Linked DNA regions of Homo sapiens: region 2 is linked to region 1. Evidence: chromatin contacts called from ENCODE Hi-C or POLR2A ChIA-PET data. All regions are on one chromosome and are shown on one strand. The core of a region is the stretch at or near the end of the contact, and the rest is flanking DNA. Distances in the headings are between cores, read along the strand shown.

Evidence for each region. A loop is a pair of places that touch in the nucleus more often than their neighbours do. ChIA-PET counts read pairs that join two places held with the same protein, here RNA polymerase II (POLR2A). Pooled maps may share reads with other maps.
Region 2: a map of GM12878 shows a loop between it and region 1 (2.5-fold over the local background). The contact joins two enhancer-like sites. A Hi-C loop is called at or near these places in 5 of 168 maps with a recorded cell type or tissue (B cell, CD14-positive monocyte, GM12878 and 2 more), 12 of 37 single-sample maps with no recorded cell type and 6 of 50 pooled maps. POLR2A ChIA-PET finds 5 or more read pairs at or near these places in 5 of 52 experiments (H1, MCF 10A, OCI-LY7 and 2 more).

What each region holds. Positions count from the first base shown.
Region 1 is chr10:71,641,194-71,645,645 of GRCh38, reverse strand. CDH23 (cadherin related 23) reads right to left here. Exons shown (of 70, transcript NM_022124.6): 12 at 1,780-1,785. Among named protein-coding and RNA genes, the nearest start is that of C10orf105, 76 kb to the left of the region's middle. RefSeq lists enhancers at 793-842, 1,283-1,482, 2,284-2,928. Within about 2 kb of position 1,250, at least 2 of the 41 ENCODE cell types and tissues checked have a DNase peak (open chromatin) inside an H3K27ac peak, as active enhancers do.
Region 2 is chr10:71,695,084-71,699,727 of GRCh38, reverse strand. CDH23 (cadherin related 23) reads right to left here. Exons shown (of 70, transcript NM_022124.6): 22 at 4,203-4,310. Among named protein-coding and RNA genes, the nearest start is that of C10orf105, 22 kb to the left of the region's middle. Within about 2 kb of position 2,012, at least 3 of the 41 ENCODE cell types and tissues checked have a DNase peak (open chromatin) inside an H3K27ac peak, as active enhancers do.

The DNA.
Region 1 (4,452 bases), core at 1-2,500:
CTAGGCCCTCTGGAAACCTCCTCTGGCTCTCTTTTCCTTCCTTGTGCTGTCGGATGCCCACAGTGTCCCCTTCAGGTGGTTTGGTTCACTCTCCATTTCCTGCTCCCTTTCTCTGTCCCAGTGACCCCAGCTGCGGAGGGACCGGCCAGCTGCAAGACCCAGCGGGGAGACAGAGGAAGGAGGAGGAGAGAGGATGTGAGGGGAGTGGAGAGAAGAGAAGCAGTTAAGCGGCCATGACAGGCTTGGCCAGGAGAGGACACAAGGGATGCAGATGCTGTTCTTCCCCTCCTCCTCTGGAACGTGTCCAGCAGGGAGAACACTGGTTTGCTGACATGTGAAATGGGAATAACCCAGAGACTGAGTGGCAATGTGAATGGCCAGGGATCCCACACTGTTGCCAGTCCCGGGGGGCCCAGGATCCCAGACTGAGCACAGGGTGGCCACCCCATCACAGGTTCTGCTGTGTCCCAGAGGCCCAAGCCCATCATTTCAGGGAGGTGGGTGCCTCACTCAAGTTCAGGCATTTCTGATTATTCTAACCAGGGCTGTGGCTCACAGAGCCCCTCAGATGCTACCTGACTCTCCTCACAGAAAGCATGTGATGTGACTGAAGTCTCCAGATCATGGGGAGGAGACATGGCTGAAGGTGGGAGATTCAGCTTACTGACTCCCTGAGGTCTGGCCTGCTCAGAAAGTGATTCTACTTCCTCTTCCTGCCTGCACTTGGGGCAAGGGGATCACCTGCGCCCCCAGACTCCCCTCCAACTGGGCAGGCGGCCTGTGATGTGTAAGAGCCTCCTTCTGACCTCTCTTGCAGGTGCCCAGTAGGTCACTGACCTTGGCTTTCAGTCCAGAGGCAGAGGCTCTGGCTTATGGTGCAGAGCCCACCCCTAGCCCAGTGGCCAGCTTGGCACATGGGCCCTTTTCTCTTGAACCAGTGGCTGGCAAGGGAAGCCCACCCTCACATCTTGGTTGCTTAGGGTATGTTGTGGGACTCCTCTTAGAAACCTGTTCCTGGTGAGAGGGTGGCTGCGAGGTCACCCTGGCCCCAAAGACTCTCCGTGGTCTAAGGGGATAGTCCCTGCAAGGCTGGTTCCCATCCCGCTCAGGGCAGAGGGGGAATGATCAGGAAGTGATACCCCCAGTGAAGCCTGAGAGTTCACAAGATTCATGGGCCCCTGGGGCTGCCCCCTAAATGCTCAAAGGCACTTGTGGAATGAATGCATGCTAACGTTTACCCATCAGTCTCTTGGGTTTTTCCCATTTTAGCAAACTGGCAAATACACTTGCTGCATTTAGACTTTTCTTAAAGCCTGGAGACAGGCCTGTGCCCTGTTACTGGCACAGAGGTTTGGATGGAGAGGTGGAAGCTGAGCTCCCTAAGCCCTCTCTTGCCAATTCTGGGGTCCAGGCAAGCCGCGGGGCTCCAGAGCCCCAGCCCAAAGTGGCTCCCCAGGGGATGTGGGGGCAAGGCTCCTCTGGGCCTGTCAGGCTGTGGAGGTTGCAGCGCTCCCTGGTGTGGAATGCGTCCCGTCACATGGAAGGGACCAATTAAATGCCCGAAGGGGCACTAATAGCTGAAGCCAGTGGGGTGTGACAGTTTGAACAGGTGACACCAACTCCTCTCCTTCCCCTGAACCTTTGGTCCCTCAACCACAGGAGCTGGGGGCCTGAGAGGGTGGGGGAGGGCTGAGCTGTGCCCTTTTCAAAGCCCCTCCCCACTGTGCCCACCACAAGCCCTCCCCAAGCCCAACCCCTGCCCTTCAGAGGCTCACTTACCAAATTCTGTCAATGGGAGTCGGTCAGTCAAAGGATATGGAGACAGACAGAAGGAGCCGGAGAGGTATGGAGAGGAGGAAGGAACCAGAGAGAAAAGACAGTGAGACCCTGGGTCATGGGAGGGACCCCAGGATCACACCCTAGAGGAGCAGCTGTCCCCAGCCTCTGATGGGCCATAGCTTCTGGGGTCTGGAGGAGGCGTATTGTGTGAGTGTGCACACATGTGTGCTGGACAGTGAAGAAGAGGGACAAGCATGGGACCCAGAAGAGGCTCAACGGCATGAAGGGTGAGGAGGTGAGGGGGGGGCAAGGGCTCCTGTCTCCCTGATCTCTGTCCACTCTCACCCAGAAGGCCTCAGTGTAGGCTGGGATGGGAGGGGCCATCCCTACATCCTACATCCCTGGAGCCTGGATAAAATCCCTGCAGGAAACAACCCCAAACACCCCCATGTTTTTATTTTCCTAACATAAAAAATGTCAGAGACATGATGAGCAGAGACATGGCAAATTTTCCAGAAGTTAAAAAGTGTAAGGGGAACACACGCCTCTCCCTCTCCCCCTGAGCCCAGGTACTGACAAACCTCCCAGGGCAGCCACCACACCCCATTCCTGGGTCTCTTTCCCCAGGAAATCCATGCCTATATGACCATTATGGGTACATGCCACCCTGCTGTGACACTAACAGCATGCTATGCACATTGCTCTGTGTCCAGTCTTTTCACTTAGAACTACATCTTGGTGATTGGTCCATAACTGTGCATATAGATGATGATGCGAACGAGGACACTAACAACCTAGCACCTACTCTTGGTCAGGCACTATTCTAAACACTTTGTAAGTACCAAGTATTTGCTTTGTTTTCCTTAATGGCTGCAGAGCACTTGCATCACTGGGTTACAGTTCCCTCTGTGATTATTCTGGAATGTCAGCAGCCCCTTGAGGCTGTAGACCATGCCTCAGGTGGTGAAGATTCCCCAGCAGACCATGACACACAGTGGGTGCTCAGGGAGTGCCTGGGCTTCAGCAGCTCTTCCTTGTGTGTTACTGCTACTCCTCCCACGGGCCCCTCCAGCCCCTCCAGTGGAATTGAGTTCAGAGAGGTTGACTGAGCAGCCCATGGTTGCATAGGGAGCTGGTGGCAGAGTGGGGGATAAGAGGCCGGGCCCAGGCCGGGTGCGGTGGCTCATGCCTGTAATCCCAGCACGTCGGGAAGCGGAGGTGGGTGGATCACTTGAGGTCAGGAGTTCGAGACCAGCCTGGCCAACATGGTGAAACCCCGTCTTTACAAAAATACAAAAAAATTAGCTGGGCATGTTGATGCACGCCTGTAATCCCAGCTACTCGGGAGGCTGAGACAGGAGAATTGCTTGAAGCCGGGAGGCGGAGGTTGGAGTGAGACGAGATCATGCCATTGCACTCCAGTCTGGGCGACAGAGTGAGACATCATCTCAAAAAAAAAAAAAAAAAAAAAAAGAGGCCGGGCCAGCTTCTGGGCCAATGCACCTTCCCACAACCCTGTGCTGCTGCCCCAGCCAAGGAAGTGGAGCTCATGTCTGATGCGGGCATTCCCCATTGGCAGCACGAGTCCACAGTGTGAAATGCATTGGCCTTGCAGTCAGCAATGTTAGTTACCAGAACAAACTGAGATGTACCATCTGAGCGCTCCAGGGCCCAGTCTAAGGGGAGGACAAGCAGAGGAGGTTGCCCCAAGAAGGGGAGTTCTGAGCTGGTGTTAGGAATGAAGGAAGGTATTATTATTATTATTATTATTTAGATGGAAGCTTGCTCTGTTGCCCAGGCCAGAGTGCAGTGGTACAATCTTGGCTCACTGCAACCTCTACTTCCCAGGTTCAAGCGATTCTCACACCTCAGGCTCCCGAGTAGTTGGGACTACAGGTGCACACCACCATGCCCGGCTAATTTTTGTATTTTGTTTTTGTTTTTTGTTTTTGGTAGAGACGGGTTTTCGCCTGTTGGCCAGGCTGGTCTCAAACTCCTGACCTCAAATGATCCACCCTCCTTAGCCTCCCAAAATGCTGGGATTACAGGCATGAGCCACTGTGTCTGGTCAGAAGGTATTATTTTTGGACTCTTTTGGACTGGCAGAAAAGGGATTTCGGGTGGAGGAAGTAGCTTTAAACACAGAGTTCTTGATCCTTAGATCCTTAGCGTGTCTCAGAATCACCTGCAGATTGCTCCCCGATTCTTCTCCCTCCCCCAGGAATTCCTGATTCTGTAGGCCTGGGTTGAGGCCTGTAACTTTGCATTTCTAACCAAGTTCCAGGCGACGCTGATCCTGATCTGAAGCCACCTTTTGAGGAGCACTGTCCTAAGCAAAGGCACGGAGTGTGGAGAAGAATCATCAATGACTTATTATTTGCAAAGGGTCCATGTCGAGAAGCTTGGAGTCCCAGGCAGATGCCATCCTGAGGATGGCATTATTTCCATGAGCGAGACGGAGCCACTCTGAGCTCTGCAGCAGGGGAGAGGGAGGTGGCCTTGCAGCCACGTGCGAATCACACCGGTGCTGCCCTCCTCTCCCTAGATACACAACAGAATCACCAGTGGCGTTCTAAAAAGAAATGCAGATGCCCAGAGCCAGTGTGTCATCATCTCTGGGGGCTGGGAAAAGCTACATTTCTCTCGTGCTCCCCAGGGAACCACACTGCATAG
Region 2 (4,644 bases), core at 763-3,262, 53 kb before region 1:
CATTTTTCTCCTAGCCTGATGGGGAATAATTCTCTCCTTCTCCCCTCTCCTTTATTTTGCTGGAGGGCTTTGAAAGGCTCTAAATCAATGCCCATCAGCCAGGTCCTTGAAGGCAGCTGCAGGAGCCAGGAAGAAGAGTGGGACCAAAATCTCCCTTGCAGACAGAGAGACGGCCACTCCGCCAGCGCACACCAGTGCAGGTGGACATCCTCAGTGCCTGCATGCCAGGCCATACCCAGTGCATGCAGATGCACACACTGCACCAATTCCAAATGCACCCAAATGAAGCCACATGTGGGAAGACACTTGTCTGCATGCAAGCTCTGAAAATCACTGGGGTTGCCTTGTGCCTCCGACTCCAGGTGCTGTGGCCCATGCCATGTCTAGAGAGGGCTCTTGAGAGAGTCTTGGGCCATACGCCCTAGTCTACCTCCGACAAGGAAGACCCAGCCACCTCCTGGCTGAGCTAGGGGGTAGGGGAAAGGAAAGGTAAGATATTCACCAGCTGTATCAGTCCTCAACAACACATATTTTGAAATATTTTGAACACCTACAATGTGCCTGGAACTGTGCTAGGCAGTATGGTTTGACAGTGAACAAGACAAGTGCGATTCCAGCAAAGGAAGCAGATGATGGTAATGATAGTGATGATGGTGACAGCTACCATTTACCGACCACTCCCCATGTGCCAGTGCTTCCTATGTCTTGGCTCAGTAAGCGCTGATCACAGTTCTATCGGGTGGGGACTCTTACTAGCCCTATTTTTTAGATGAGAAGAACTGGAGCACAGAGAGGTTAAGCAACTTGCCCAAGGTCACACAGCTGGTAAGTGGTGTAGCTAGAGTGAGAACTTGGGCATTTTGGTACCAGAGGCTGCCTGCTTAATCACTAAACCACGTGCCTCTTAATAAGCAAATAGCCTACAAAACAAATAAGCACAGATTGTGGGTCCAGCTCTGCAGGAAACAGAATTTGGAGAGGGGTCAGAGCTACTTTAGACAGTAGTCAGGCAGGGCCTCTCTAAGACAGCTGACGTTTTAAGCTGGGACAGATGAAACAGAATGAGCTACCTATGAAAAGAGCAGGGGTCAGGGAGGAAAGGGCTCGTGCAAAGGCTCTGAGCTGGGGGAGAGTTGAGTGGGTGCAGGGAAACGAAAGGCCTGTGTGTTGGGGATGGGTGGTGGTTGTGGGCGTGGGTGTGTGCGGTGGGTGTGGGAAGGGTGGGGTGGGAGATGAGTCAGGTGGTGGGCCAGCCCCTGTTCAAATATCACCTCCTCCTTCTGTCACCTGAAACTCTGTTAGCTATTCCCTCTGTAGCCACCTCACCTCACACTTTGGCCACAGACCCTACCTCAACCTGGGGCACTGTGAGGCCCTAGAAGTCTCCAGGGGGTCCTCTCCAAGGTAATGAGACATACCCATGTATATACATATGTATGCATATATACATTTTATGGCTATAAAATTGGAAATAATTTTTATAACTTCCTTTTCAAAATATTTGGCTATGACAAACTTGACTAACATATAAGCTTCTTGATTTCTGATTTCCTGGCAATCATCATACGTAACTGGGAATTCCAGAAAATTCTGGAAAATTTTCAAGAATTCTAGAAAAATCTAACCTCCAATTTGTCCTCGAATGTAATGAAATTTTCACAAACACTAAATTTCATAGTTACTAAAGCTGCCATCTTTCATCTGATAGATGTTTCATATAACAAGTTTTAATTTTGATTTTGCCCTTTTATCTTTGAACTTTCAGGTCATCACATTTATTTTTCAGGTCTCAAATACTACCCTGGGGCACCAAAAATCTCCAGCCTGTGCCCACCTGACGCCAGCGGTGGAACAGCCACACCCGCTCTGTACTACAGATAGGGATGATGCGGCTGACTCCTCAGGGGTGACAATGGGGCAGACCCTGCGGGTTTTGTAGGTCTGGCAAGGGCTCTGGCTTTTGCACAGGGTGAGATGGGAACCACTGGGGTTTGAATAGAAGAGTGACATGACACTCCCCAAAGGCAGGCAGGGCGGGAGCTTCCTTTTTTTTTTTGAGACAGGGTCTCACTCTGTCACTCAGGCTGGAGTGCAGTGGTGTGATCTTGGCTCACTGCAGCTTCTATCATCCAGGCTCAAAAATCATCTTGCCTTAGCCTCCTGAGTATCTGGGACCACAGGTGTGCACCACCACACCTGGCTACTTAAAAAAAATTTTATAAAGGGGGTGGGGATCTTACTATGTTGCCCATACTGGTCTCAAACTCCTGGGCTCAAGCGATCTGCCTGCCTTGGCCTCCCAAAGTGCTGAGATTACAGGCGTGAGCCACTGCACCTGGCCTGGTGTTGCTTCCTGTACCCTCAGCCTGACAAGCGTGGGGCCTGGCATGCAGTAGGCATTCCCTGATAGCTCGTGGATTTCCTGGAAAGTGAGGAGGCACTGGGCAGCAGGTCCTTGGTCCATTGTCCATGCCTGCTCATGGCTCAGAAGGACATGTGGAGGGCAGGAGACCTGGTGAAGGGCGGGGGGACCAAAGCTTGCAGATGCCCAAGACTGTGTGCAGTCCTCACCTGGCACACCCACGCCTTGTCTGCCGGGTGTACTATTTGATAACGGCAATCCAGGCTGGTGTCCTGTGCAGCCCCCTTTTCCCAGAGCAACCTTCCTCACCTGCCCCTCAATCCCCTTTGGGAGGAATTTCCCAAAAACCTAAGGGAAAGGTGAGGGTTGACCAGAAGGTGTTCAGAGGTGAGATCCAGCCCCAGCTCTTGGAATCCCTGGCTGGGGTGGGGAGGAGGTTACCCTGGGCCAGTGCAGTGCCCACAAGGCGGCAGCAGAGAGCACCCACCAAAGAGCCTAGAGAGCTGTGTCAAAGGGCGAGGGTCCTGGTTTCTAAACCTGGCCCTGGGCTGGAAGGAATTCCTCTACGGGGCTTTGAAAAAAATCGCAGATTCCAGATCCCTCACCTCTGCCCTATTCCACTGTGCCTATTCCAGTGCCAGAGCCATACTTGGCAGTGGCTCTGGATGGGAGAGGAGGTCAACCTGGAAGGAAGGACAAAGAGGGAGGGAAGGATTGGCCGTCATGCCTATCTTCCTTTCCACATTGTTCACTGACTGGCTGTCAGCTGGTGTGTGGGTGCCCCCTCCCAGAGGAATAAGGACTGGGCCAGGTGGTTTCTAATCCCTTGTCTCCAAGTCAGACAGACCAGGGTTCGAGTCCTGACCGCACCCTTTACTAGCTTTGGGACCTTGGGCAAGCCTTTAAGCTCTAAGTCTGTCTCCTCCACAGTGCAGTGGCAACGGAATCCCTCTGCCTTGTGAGATTACAGTGAGGAGGAGAGAGTTCCTGAGAAGCCCTCAGGGGAGGCTCAGAGCACATCCCAGGTGTTCAGTCAATTGCCAGGATTCATGTCCCCCACAGGGCTGGGTGGGTGGCAGTGGGGATGTTCATGTGGGGACAAGCCTCCTCAAGTAAGGCCACGTGGTGTACAGGGTGGGGGAGGAGAAGGCTGAAAAATGTGGACCTCCCAGCAGAGCAGATGGTGTGGGGGTGGGACCTGGGCTTCCTCAGTTTCCCCAGGATTCTGGTCTCCGCTGGAGATGCCCTGGCTTTGACCGTGTCTCCCCTCTGCACCCTGAATTGTGCACATTCCTGCACATGAGCACACAACACACACAGGGGCCTGTGCAAACCTGGCAAACCTGTGCCAGAAAATTCCTGAGGTGAACAAAACCCCTGCTGGGCAGCCGTGGGGGCCAGCCCGTGGGGGAGGTGACCCAGATGGATGACTGCAGGGGCACAGCAGTGAAAGACAGGTGCTGGGGTGGAGCTGGGGCTTGTGCAGTGTAGGGGTGGGAGCTCTCCAGAGGGGGTGGCCAGAGTCCTGGGCTCTAAGGGCACGTGTGGCTCACAAGCGGAACCGGCCAGAGCTCCCCTGCCACTGTCCCTGGGCTGCCTGAAGCTCCCTTTGACAAAGCCTGAGGCCTACTGACACTGGAGGCCGGATGAGGGCTTTCCCTTGACCTCTGACTGCCTTTCACCATGCAGGAGAACCGCTAGAACTCTATTGCAAGAGCCAGCTCAGAGGGACACAGAGTCCACCAGCCCCATAGGGGAAGGCCCCCTGGAATCGCAGTGGGAGGGGCACAGACCCCTGGGAAGGGCCGCCTGGCAGTTCTGCTGCTCTGCCACCACCTACCGTGGTCACATCAGAGTCTGGAGGGGTCATCTCCACCAGGTTGATGTAGTAGGGTGCGTCCTTCCACGTGGGGTGGTTGTCATTGATGTCCAGGAGGGTGATGTTTACCTGTGAAGCCATAAGGGGCGCTGGGAGACACACCCAGCTGAGATGGGCCAGGGCAGGGCCTGCCAGGGGAAAAGTGCTCAGATGCCCACGGGCAATCTTCGCATTAATTCTGCCAGCTCCACCAACCTTGGGAGCCTTGGGCAGAGCCTGGGCTTTCGAGGGCAGGAAGGAGCCAGGCCGCTTCAGGAGAGAGAGTTCCAGTGTTGTCCCATCAGGAGGCAGTGGAATGGATGTGATAAGCCCTGAAATCCTTGCTGTGACCTGGGGCTTCCCCCATCCCTGCCTCCAGTCTTGGCTGAAGGTGACTGACAGGGTGGGGGATCTAATAGAATCC